Linked DNA regions of Homo sapiens: region 2 is linked to region 1. A link is a contact called in ENCODE Hi-C data. All regions are on one chromosome and are shown on one strand. Each heading gives the region's core, a stretch centred on a gene start or an enhancer-like site at or near the end of the contact. The rest is flanking DNA. Distances are from core to core; before and after follow the strand shown. Region 1 has its middle 61 kb from the start of MIR3147HG. Region 2 holds the start of MIR3147HG (MIR3147 host gene).

Region 1 (5,246 bases), core at 789-3,288:
TCTCACTTTATTCAGGTCTCTGCTCAGATATCACCTCCCCGGAGAAGCCTTCCATGATTTACCCATCTCAAATACTCCCCTCCATCATCTATCCCTCTACCTGCTTTATTTTCATTCACTGTAGTTACTACTATCTGACATAGTCCGTATTTGTCAGTATTTTTTTTTTTGAGTCTTGCTCTGTTGTCTAGGCTGGAGTGCAGTGGTACGATCTCAGCTCACTGCAACCCCTGCCTCCTGGGTTCAAGTGATTCTCCTGCCTCAGCCTCCCATGTAGCTGGCATTACAGGCGTCTGCTACCATGCCCGGCTAATTTTTGTATTTTTAGTAGAGACGGGGTTTCAGCATGTTGGCCAGGCTGGTCTCGAACTCCTGACCTCAGTCAATCCGCCTGCCTCGGCCTCCCAAAGTGCCATATATATCAGTATTCTAAAAATCTGGGGGTGAGGTGCAGTGGCTCACACCTGTAATCCCAGCACTTTGGGAGGCCAAGGCAGGTGGATCACCTGAGGTCAAGAGTTCTAGACCAGCCTGGCGAACATGGTGAAACCTGTCTCTACTAAAAATACAAAAAATTAGCCAGGCATTGTGGCGTGTGCCTCTAATCCCAGCTACTCAGGAGGCTAAGGCAGGAGAATCACTTGAACCCGGAGGCGAAGGTTGCAGTGAGCCGAGATGGCACCATTGCAGTCCAGCCTGGGTGACAAGAGTGAGATTTCATCACAAAAAAAAAAAAATCTGGTTTACTGCTAAATGTTTAATGACGCCTTCTCAACAAGGGGGAGCCCTGATTTTTACACGTATTCATTTGTGTGGTGTTAATACTCCCACCATGATCCATTTGGAGCTACCAGTGTGACTTACTGAGCATGGCATTGGGAAGACCATGTTATATACTATTTCCACCATGGGATATGGTATATGATATAATGTGACACAACAGACATCAATCACTTCAAGAACACAGAGAACAGTGAAATGGTGAGAAAGTGGTGATCTGTGAGCAGTTGTTACCTTTGTTTTTGTTTTAACTTATTTAACTGGAAGTTCGTGCAATTTAATTCTTAGTGACAGCTGTGTGTGAAAACTAGCCTGCAGAATTCCTGAGCCAGTAGGAGCTGGTGCCAGCAATCCCACTGGTTGAAAGAGACATGAGGGCAGGCATGTTTCCACCTTGTTCCTGGCTGTTTCCTGGGGCCTGGAACAGTAGAAGGAGCTCAGGGTAGGTGTTCAGCCCGCATTTGTTGGCTATTTTATAGTGCACCTGTTTGCATCAGAGAGCACAAACTGTTTGCCTCAGCTTGACTTCGTGGGCTGAGTCCAACCCACAAGCGGGTGTCATTTGGCTCTCAGAATGTTTTCGACATTTTTACAAAATTTATTGCCAACATTTAAAAGTCAAGGTTTTTTTGCTGTTGTTGTTGTTTTTCATGAAATCTCACATAAACCTAGATTTGTACCTTCTCCTGGAAAATCAGAAGCTCTGGACCCAAATCCCTCATGACAACAGTGGCTGGAGCTGAGGGGCGCGCAGCCAGCCCCTTCAGACTGCGCGTGGGCTCGCCAGTTTCCTCAGGCCCCACCCCTCCCCGAAGTCTCACACCAGGCCCACTTCATTTGTTAGTGTAACCCACTGGGCCTGTGGATATTTGAGTTGCCACTGCCATCTTGGCCTGCATCTTAGCACTTGTCGCAGTGTGGACCTGTCACAGTGTCCCTGCCAGACAGTGAGCACCTTGGGGACAGGCTTTGTGAGGGAGTCCCCCTGGGGTCCCCACTCCTGGCACATAGTAGGTCCCCAGGTTCTGGAACTGGATTAAATGTTTGTTGTCCAGTGAATCCCAACCCCCGCCCAGCTACCTGAATAGGGGCATGCACTAAACTCAAGCCCCGACCTGAATGTGACAAAAAGGTTGGCCGAGGCCAGGGTTTAAAAATACCCCAGGGCTGGTCAGCTGCGAGATGCTTGGAGGTGTTGAAACAACCAGGCCAGCGCTGGCTGGAGGCCAGTCCACCCACTTTACTCTGTGTGATGTGGGCTAACGGGAGGGGTCACCAGCAGGTCCTGGCATCGGGGGGTGGGGGGTGGGAGGACTAGGTGCAGGCCCCTCCCCCATGGCCCTGCTTGGGAAACGTCAGAGCTGTTTATAAACAGCATGGGGTGACATGACATAATTTCGCATAAAGGGTTACCAGGCAGTGCATGGACACAGGGCAGCCTCCCCTGAGCCACGGTCTCCTGGCATCAAGAAAGCTGGGATGCTGCTATAGCACTGTGGTCTCCCCGCAGCCTTCAGAGCCATGGCCCAGCCCGCCAGAGCCAGGCTTGAAAATAATGCTTCCAGCACAGTCTCCTGGGGGACAGCCAGCATAGGGGCTGGACAGGGAAGGAACGAGCTCTGCTGGAGCACCCACTGGATGCCAGGCATGTCAGAGGCATGAGCTCATGGAGCTGCACACGGGCCTTGGGAGGGAGGGACTGTCATCCAGATGGGGAAACTGAGGCTCGGGGAGTGGTGCCACTGGCTCAATGTTTCCCAGTAAGCAGCAGTGCTGCCATGCCAATCCATGAGACAAGAGTGACGAGAAGGCAGACTGTGTGACACGCTGCTGTTCTGGAGTCCCTGGAACAGCATCTGGCCTTAGCAGGCCTCAGGAGGCAGCTCCCATGGAACTTGGCCAGGATTGAAACCTGCTCTCCCACCACAGCTCATCTCCATCCAGGGCACCCCCATCCTTCCAGATGCTCAGGCCAGATACCAGGGTGTCATCCTCAACTCCTCTCTTTCCCTCACCCCTCACACCACTTGCTGCTCCATCCAGACACAGCCACCCCTCCCTGCCCTGGCCCAATCCCACCTCTCTCACCTGGCCCCTGCAGGAGCCTCCTTCCTGGTCTCCTGCTTCCACCCTCACCCCGACAATCTTGCCTCCATCAGTGTCCAAGATAACACACTTGACTCATATCGTCCATCACCTGAATGTATTAGGATGCAACAGTGAACAGAACACACATGTCCCCGCCAGCGTAGAGCTGGCATTATGGAGTGGGGGAGGAAGGGGGCATCAGACTTCATAGGTAAATTAAATAGATCATGTTTCTGATGGCAGTGAGTGCTAAGGTGAAAAGTAAGCTGGGGAAGGAGGAGGGGAGCATCAGAGAGGAACAAATCTAAGTAGAGGGTGGGGGTGCAGGGCAGGAAAGGTCTCACTGAGCAAATATTTGAGTACAGCCTCAAAGAGATGAGGGATAGGGCAATGGGGATTTCCAGAGGAAGGGCATTCCTGGTAGAGTAAACAGCAAGTGCAAAGCCCTGAGGATGGACCGTGCCTGGCATGAGCGAGGATGGCAGAGAAGAGGCCCGTGTGGCTGCAGCAGAATGAGTGAGGGGCAGCATGGGAGGATGTGAGCTCAGAGAGGTGAAGGGCAGAGCCCATGGAAGCCTGCATGTCGAACGAAGGACTTAGCTTTCCTCTGGGGTAGGTGGGAGCCATGGAGTGTTCTGAACAGAAGAGGGCACAGTCTGACTTCTTTCTGAAAGAATCCCTCTGGCCGGGTAGAGGATGGGCTGTCAGGAGCCAGGATGAAGGGGACAGTCAGGGTGACTGCAGTGGTTCAAGCAGAAGAGAATGGCGAATGGGCCCAAGGGGTGGCTGTGGAGGTGAAGAGGCAGGGAGGACAGATCTTGGATTCCAGATCTGTTCTAAGGTGGAGCAGATGGGGCATGCTGCTGGCCTAGATGTGATCAATAGAAATCAAGACGCCAAGGATGTTTGGGTTTCTGTTAACACAGGAACAGAAAACCAAACACCGAATGTTCTCACTTATAAGTGGGAGCTGAACGATGAGAACACATGGACACAGGGAGGGGAACAACACACACTGGGACCTGTCAGGGGGGTTAGGGGAGGAAGAGCACCAGGAAAAATAGCAAATGCTTGTCGGGCTTAATACCTAGGTGATGGGTTGATAGGTACAGCAAACCACGATGGCACACGTTTACCTGTGTGACAAACATGCAAGGCCTGCATATGTACCCCGGAACTTAAAATAAAATCTAAAAATAAAAGCCAAGGATGGCTCCAAGGTTCCAGATAGAGCAGCCAGAAGGATGGAGCTTCTGCCTTATGAAGATGCCCAATCGCTGTGCTGGGCTCCGGGAAGGATGGGGGTGGGGCAGCCCTTCCCTGGGGGGCACATGGGCCCTGTGTGAAGGTCATCCCCGATACAGTGGCCTTTGCTTTATGAAATTCCCTGCTGATTCATGGCAGGATTCTTCTCCAGCTCCTCCTTCCCATCCCTGTCCCTGAGTCCCTTGTAAATTGTGCAGGAACCACCAGGTCCCTCCTCCCCCTTGATTCCTGAAGAGCAACATATGCTCCTATAGCCCTCATCATGCACCTGGCAGGATCCTGGCCCTTTACCTTTGTGAACTTAGGTGATCATCACAGCAATTCCAGGAGCTGGGGGCTCTTGTTACACTTATTTCATAAATGGAGAAAAAAAGGCCCAGAGAGGTTAAGTCACTTGTCCAGGATCACACAGCTATCAGGTTGTAGAGGCAGGATACGATCCCAGGCAGTCAGGCCTAGGCCTCATGCCCTTAACCACTACACTTACTATCTCACCCTTGGTCATGAGGAGTCAAACTGGGCTTGAAAGATTGGGTGAGGGGAGAGGGCTTCAGTGGCCCCTTCCACATAATAGAAACAGTTGCCATTTTCTGAGTACCTCTCCTGTGCCTAGTTCTATACCCAGGCTTCTTCCATCCTGCATATCAACAGAAGGGGTATTACAAGGATTGCACCCATTCTACAGATAAGAAAACTGAGGCTCAGAGAGGGGAAAAGCCATGTCCACAGTTACAGCCAGGACTGAGAATGTGGAGCTCTGGGACTCCAGACCCCATTCTGTCCCCTCCTCCACACTTCGTGTGCTTGTCACCCACTTCCTACCTTGGTGGTGAGGGGGGTGCTCAGGGGTCAATGGCCACGCTGCATTTTCTTCTTGCTGGAAGCATATGGAGGACAGGAGAAGTGACAGATTGCACAGCTGCACGGATTCCTGCTCTAAGGGCATGTAGATTTTGTCTGGCACAATCAACATGTCTGAGGCCAGCTCTGGGCCAGGTGCTAGAGAGACCTAGATAGGAACACAGAGTGGAAGGTGAGAAAGATCAAGGCCCTAGGTGGCTTTGATGAGATAGACAGTGGTGGGGTTGTCACAGAAGTTCACAGAAGCCTCT
Region 2 (5,246 bases), core at 1,495-3,994, 60 kb before region 1:
TGAATTACAGGTGCGTGAAAGCACGAACCTGGAAGAGAAATCCCAGAGGAATAATTAGAACCAAAAAAATCGCACCTCAAAAAGTGAGTGGGTGTTATCTTTACATAACAACAAGCATTCCACGTAAGTGCTGGTCGCTGCTCCAGCTCCCTCAAATCACCTAAGCCCTGCCAAGGGGAAGGCGGAGGATAGGGAAGGCCAAGGGCCAGCAAGTGCTCTCCCCAACTGAAGGCCTGTTTCTAGAAGTTTCCTGTCATTAAGAAGAAAATGGAGTCCAAATGGGATGTGGACCCCTTCGGGATGCTGGCAGAGAAACACAAAGAATATGCCACAGTCATACCTTAGAGGAAGACTTCTAGGTTGAGACTTGAAATTCATCAAAAGCTTGTGTGAAGTAAATAAAGCTACTCTACCTCTCCAAGTGTCAGTTTTCTCACCTATAAAATGAGAACCACATGTCAACTTCATGAAATTGTTGCCAGAGTTAAATTCACAAAGATAATTAAAAATGACTGTTACTGTTACTGTAAGGGTCCACATTACTTTTTAAAAAAGAAAAAAAAAACAGCATCAGACTTCAAAATACACAAAAGGAATAATGTCCATGTGTCCAAAGATGAGATGATCAGCTTTTGAAGCAGCCTGAGGTGCATGAGAATGAGATCTATCCCTAACTAGAACTCTTCACAGCTCCACTGGAAGAGGACACACACAGGGCCCCAAGAAGCTAAGTGCATGGCCAGTGTAGAGTGACTGGTGTAGTGAGGGTGGAATCCCCAAAGACCCTCTGAAATGCAGTTACACAACAGGCTCCCAGGAAACACTGGACCAAACCAGGCAGCTGAGCAGATACTACCAGGAATGGGGTGAGCAGAGGAGGGTCAGAGCCACAAATCTCAGCAGAATACACCAAACTGCAAGGAGCTCCTGGCTCTGTGAACAGCAGCTGTGGCTGCATCAGGACCAATCTTGTGAGGCAGCTGCTGGGGACAGCTGAGATCACGTGTTTTTGCAGCCACCCACCCAACAGCAGTGCCTCTTGAACACAGATCACAAAATCCTCTCCATTCATCTTTAAGGTGACGGATGATGGATGAACTCACATTACAACATCCCCACCAACACTTGCGGACGAGTGTATTTAGAAACTCCCACCTAAAGAGGGAACAGTCAAGAGTAGAATGAGAATATTGAGGGATGGGGGAAGAATGCAGGTACTTGACCCCACAAACTCTACTGAAAACAAGGGAAGAGCTGTTATGCTGTGGTCTCCCTATACTTCACCTCACCACATCCATAGATGCCACATGGTTCTTGTTCCTTTATTGACAAAGGTGCTGATGAGCCCGTGTGTAATTGATCCTGAAGGAGTAAATTCTTCACAAAGTACAATAACAGTGTCTAATATCCATGACCAGAGTTTTTAGGCTTTTTTAAAATAGTAATCCGCATTCAGGAATCAGAAATGAAGCCTGTTGGAATGTGTGATATGAACAAGGTCTTATTTTTATGTAGATTAACACCTTGGTTTTTACGGATTAAACACAAAAGCATAAAAGCTGGAGCCATTCCAGAATCAAAGGAACTTTCCCTGAGGACACCTGGAATTAAGGGACATCAATTATTAGGAAGCTACACGAAACCAGAAGTGCTCCCAGAAGTTTCCATTGTCTGGACAGAAAAATTAAACAGATCAGCCCGAGAGAGTAAAGGTACCTCCGTGAGTGCCGGGGGTGATGAACATTCCATTCAAAGCAAAGTTGTGAAGCCTGAGGAGTTTCAAAGACTCCCCAAGTGCTCTATACCTTGAAAGTCGCTCACACAAAGCTGGAGCACCACCTGTTCCTGAGAATCAGGTTGCCATTGTGTCTTTGAGACACTGCCCAGTCAGGCCTCGGTTGAGATGAGGCCAATGATGTCACGTGTAAAATGCCTAAACTATCTTCATCTTTAGGTAGCTATTTGGGGAACTTTCCACCAAATGGGTTGGGGGAAAATGGCGCACCAGAGACACACGCCTGGGATGTGAGATTTTCTCTTCTGCTGTTAGCATCTCCTGGGTAAACCAATAATGACCCTCTCTGCCACCTCAACATCCACATCCGCGAAAAAGGCGCTGGTGAGGGTGACATTTTCATGAAGCCACAGAGCATGTTGCCCCACGCAAAGCTCTGAACTTGTGCACTGGCGGGCCGGGCGGCGGATTTCTCCCCATAGCGGCTGCACTGCGCTCTGGCTGGAGAGAAAAGAGGGCAGCGGCACAGTGGACAGTGCCTGGACCGCAGGCCAGTTCCCACAGCAGCTTAGGAAAGCAGGTGGCTCCCTGGGCTGGAGGAGGCGTGATGTCCAGGAAAGACCCCGGGTGCAGGTGGGAGAGGGAACCCAGCCTAGCAGCGGGAAGTGAGGTGAGGACCACACCCGTCCGAGTTGGACAAGGGCGAGGTGCACTTCGCGGCGTCACACCCTCCTCACTGCCCAACCCGGACCTGCCCCTCCTGTCCCTCTCCGGACTCACATCCCATGGCAAGGAGGTGTCCGAAATCAGTAGCCAGCATCGCTGTGGAAGCGGCGAGATCCACACTGCCCTGCCCAACCCTCTTGGGCTGCCCGCCTTCTCGCATATCGCCTGCTAGGATTCTAGTCCAGCCGCCTTGCCACCAACGGGCGGGGAACCGTTAAGAGCTACAGTTTCCAGCCTGCGTGGCCAGGAGCGCACCGCCCCGCTCCTCCCGCAAGAACTGCGCCCCGCCCCTGAGACCGGGGCATGCTGGGATTGCAGTCCCGAAGCGCTTGAAACAACGGGCGGGAGCGGTGAAGAGACTACAGCTCCCAGCATGCAGAGCCAGGCCGGCAGAGCCAGGCCGGCACAGCCCGGCTTCCCCCTTCAGGACTGCGCGCCGCCCCATGTTCATGCTGGCTGGGATTGTAATCCGGTCGCCCTGCAATTAAAAAACTGGAAGCTAATCAAAGATGACAAGTCCCAGTATGCCAGGCGTAGCTCCCGCCCTCCAATCCACACCTTCCCGAGTCCAGAGCAGTTCTGCCATGCCAAAGGGGAGCCTGGTTGTTCCCGAACCTCTCTTGCCTGCCAAGTGACAGCGAGACCAGGCGGCTTGTCTTATCGTGTAATTATGTCACTACCTCTCCCTGAGATGCTGGCTTCATGCTTCGTCATTGCCAGAAGTTTGATTTCTCACGGAGCAGCAGGGGACCTGGAGCTACTCGCAAAGCTGTCACGGTTGCCATATCTTGGAGCAGTACTCGCCCCGCCCCTTCTCCTCGCCCCGCTCCTTCCCTCTGCGCTGCCTCTCCCCTCGGCACCGCCCCTCCGTCTCGCCCCACCCCTGACACGCCCCCTTTGAACATGCGCAGTGTAGTCCCTGCGTAGGACGGGCTAATCGCCAGGTGTCTGACTGTTCTCCGACTTCTTGGCATCCTACGCGGGAAGCTCCCTCGTGAGTGTCTGAAACCGTCCGTTCGCTGCCAGAAATGGATATATGCGTTCCCTGATAACCTAGCACTTGCCTTTTCAAAGCCACCATTTCCTCTATCCTCTAGGCTGTCGCAAATCCTCCTGTTCATCCCAGGAGTGCCCCTTGGACCCCGGGCTGGCTGCATGACCCACACCTGGGTCAGGCCTCTCACAGGGACGCTCCTGCCACTCTGACAAAGAGTTGAAAACGTCACAGCGAAAGGCCTGACCCTGCTGCATCCAGTCAGGAAACAGCCACAGGGAAGGGAGCCCCTAAGACACTTTGGGAGCCACATCCACCGCTTCTCTGCCCCCGATCCAGGCTGGTTCCCAGACCTTGGGGTCCTAGTGTGGACCTCCCGGCCGTAATTAACGCAGGTGCAGGGCCAGAGAGCCCCTTGGTCCCTCCCAACACATAAGGGAAGTTTGTGTGGTGAGGTCATGAACAGTGTCTGCGTTTCTGCTGTGAATAGGACCTTCATGGAAACACTTAATTTCCCTTTTTAAATATCCCTTTGGAACCACGTTTAATAATTTGCTGGTGGAACTTAACAGTGATAATTCTTTGAATCCATTTTTCTTTTTTCTTTTTTTGACACGGAGTCTCACTCTGTAGCCCAGGCTGGAGTGCAGTGACTGACTCGATCTGGGCTCACTGAAACCTCCGCCTCCTGGGTTCAAGCAATTGTTCTGCCCCAGCCTCCCCAGTAGTTGAAATTACAGACACCCGCCACCTTGCCGGGCTAATTTTTGTATTTTTAGTACAGATGGGGTTTCGCCATGTTGGCCAGTCTGGTCTCGAACTCCTGATCTCAAGTGATCCGCCCGTCTCAGCCTCTCAAAGTGCTGGGATTGCAGGCGTGAGCCACTGTGCCCGGCCTGAATCCATTTTAACATTTAGTTTTCCAGATTAACTCGAAGTACCCCACGACTACACGCTAATGAAACTAGAGGAGGCACAGCCTCAGCTCCGTGCAGGAGGGACGCACAAGAGCAGAATCTCCGTGGGACATCTTTCTGGAGCATCAGTATTACTGCAGGATTTGGAAGAAACGAATTTAAATAATTTCCAACGTAAGACACTGGAAATTTAAGAGAAGGCTGGAAAGTCATTGGCCTTTAATAACTGTCAGTCATCTGTGCCTAAGTCAGACTTTCTCCAAGAAAAAAAAAAAAAAAACTCTAAGGAGAACCTATTTTTCATTCTTCTAAGTAGTTAAAATTAGAAATCACAGCAAGTCAATAGAAAGCTCTGCCCTGCTAGTCTTCTAAATCACAATATGGCCTTGGTATGGATTTATTTGTATTTTTTGGAGGGGTGTGTTGACATGTTGGGTATAAAAATTGGGGGGTTTTGACAAATTTTGGAAGTTTTCAGCTATTAGTTGGTGATTTACTTTGTACCTCATTTAATTTTCCTGTCCCCTCTTCAACTTGGACTCAATCACTCCACAGGTCTCTAAGACTCTTCATTTTCTTTAAGATTTTTCACTCTTTTATTCAGAATGGACAATTTCTATTGCTCTGTGTTCTGTTTCTAATCTTTGAATAAGCTCAAAAGTATTTTTTAAATTTCCTTATCTTCCTATTGTTTCGTAATTTCCATGTCTTTGCTGAGGTTCCACAGCTCTTCATTCATGATTAGAATATTTTCCTTTACCCCCATGAACAGATTTATAATGGCTGCCTTTAAACATCCTGAATTACAACATCTTAAATATCTTAGGATCACTTCTACTGCCTGCTTTTTAAATTGTGTATGGATCTCATTTTC

Evidence for each region. Hi-C counts contacts between places; a loop is a spot of excess contacts on that map. Pooled maps may share reads with other maps.
Region 2: a loop to region 1 is called in a map of heart left ventricle, with 22 times the contacts of the local background. The contact joins the promoter of MIR3147HG here to the enhancer-like site in region 1. A Hi-C loop is called at or near these places in 4 of 168 maps with a recorded cell type or tissue (heart left ventricle, kidney and left cardiac atrium) and 7 of 50 pooled maps.

Annotation. Positions count from the first base shown.
Region 1 is chr7:57,341,168-57,346,413 of GRCh38, reverse strand. No RefSeq gene overlaps it. Among named protein-coding and RNA genes, the nearest start is that of MIR3147HG, 61 kb to the left of the region's middle. Within about 2 kb of position 2,038, at least 5 of the 41 ENCODE cell types and tissues checked have a DNase peak (open chromatin) inside an H3K27ac peak, as active enhancers do; they include heart left ventricle, where a contact is called at or near this core.
Region 2 is chr7:57,402,265-57,407,510 of GRCh38, reverse strand. It overlaps MIR3147HG (MIR3147 host gene), which reads right to left and starts at 2,744. Exons shown (of 3, transcript NR_120505.1): 1 at 2,516-2,744. MIR3147 (microRNA 3147) reads right to left here and starts at 2,486; the gene lies at 2,421-2,486. LOC105375299 (a long non-coding RNA gene) reads left to right here and starts at 3,392. Exons shown (of 2, transcript XR_927305.3): 1 at 3,392-3,455; 2 at 4,374-5,246.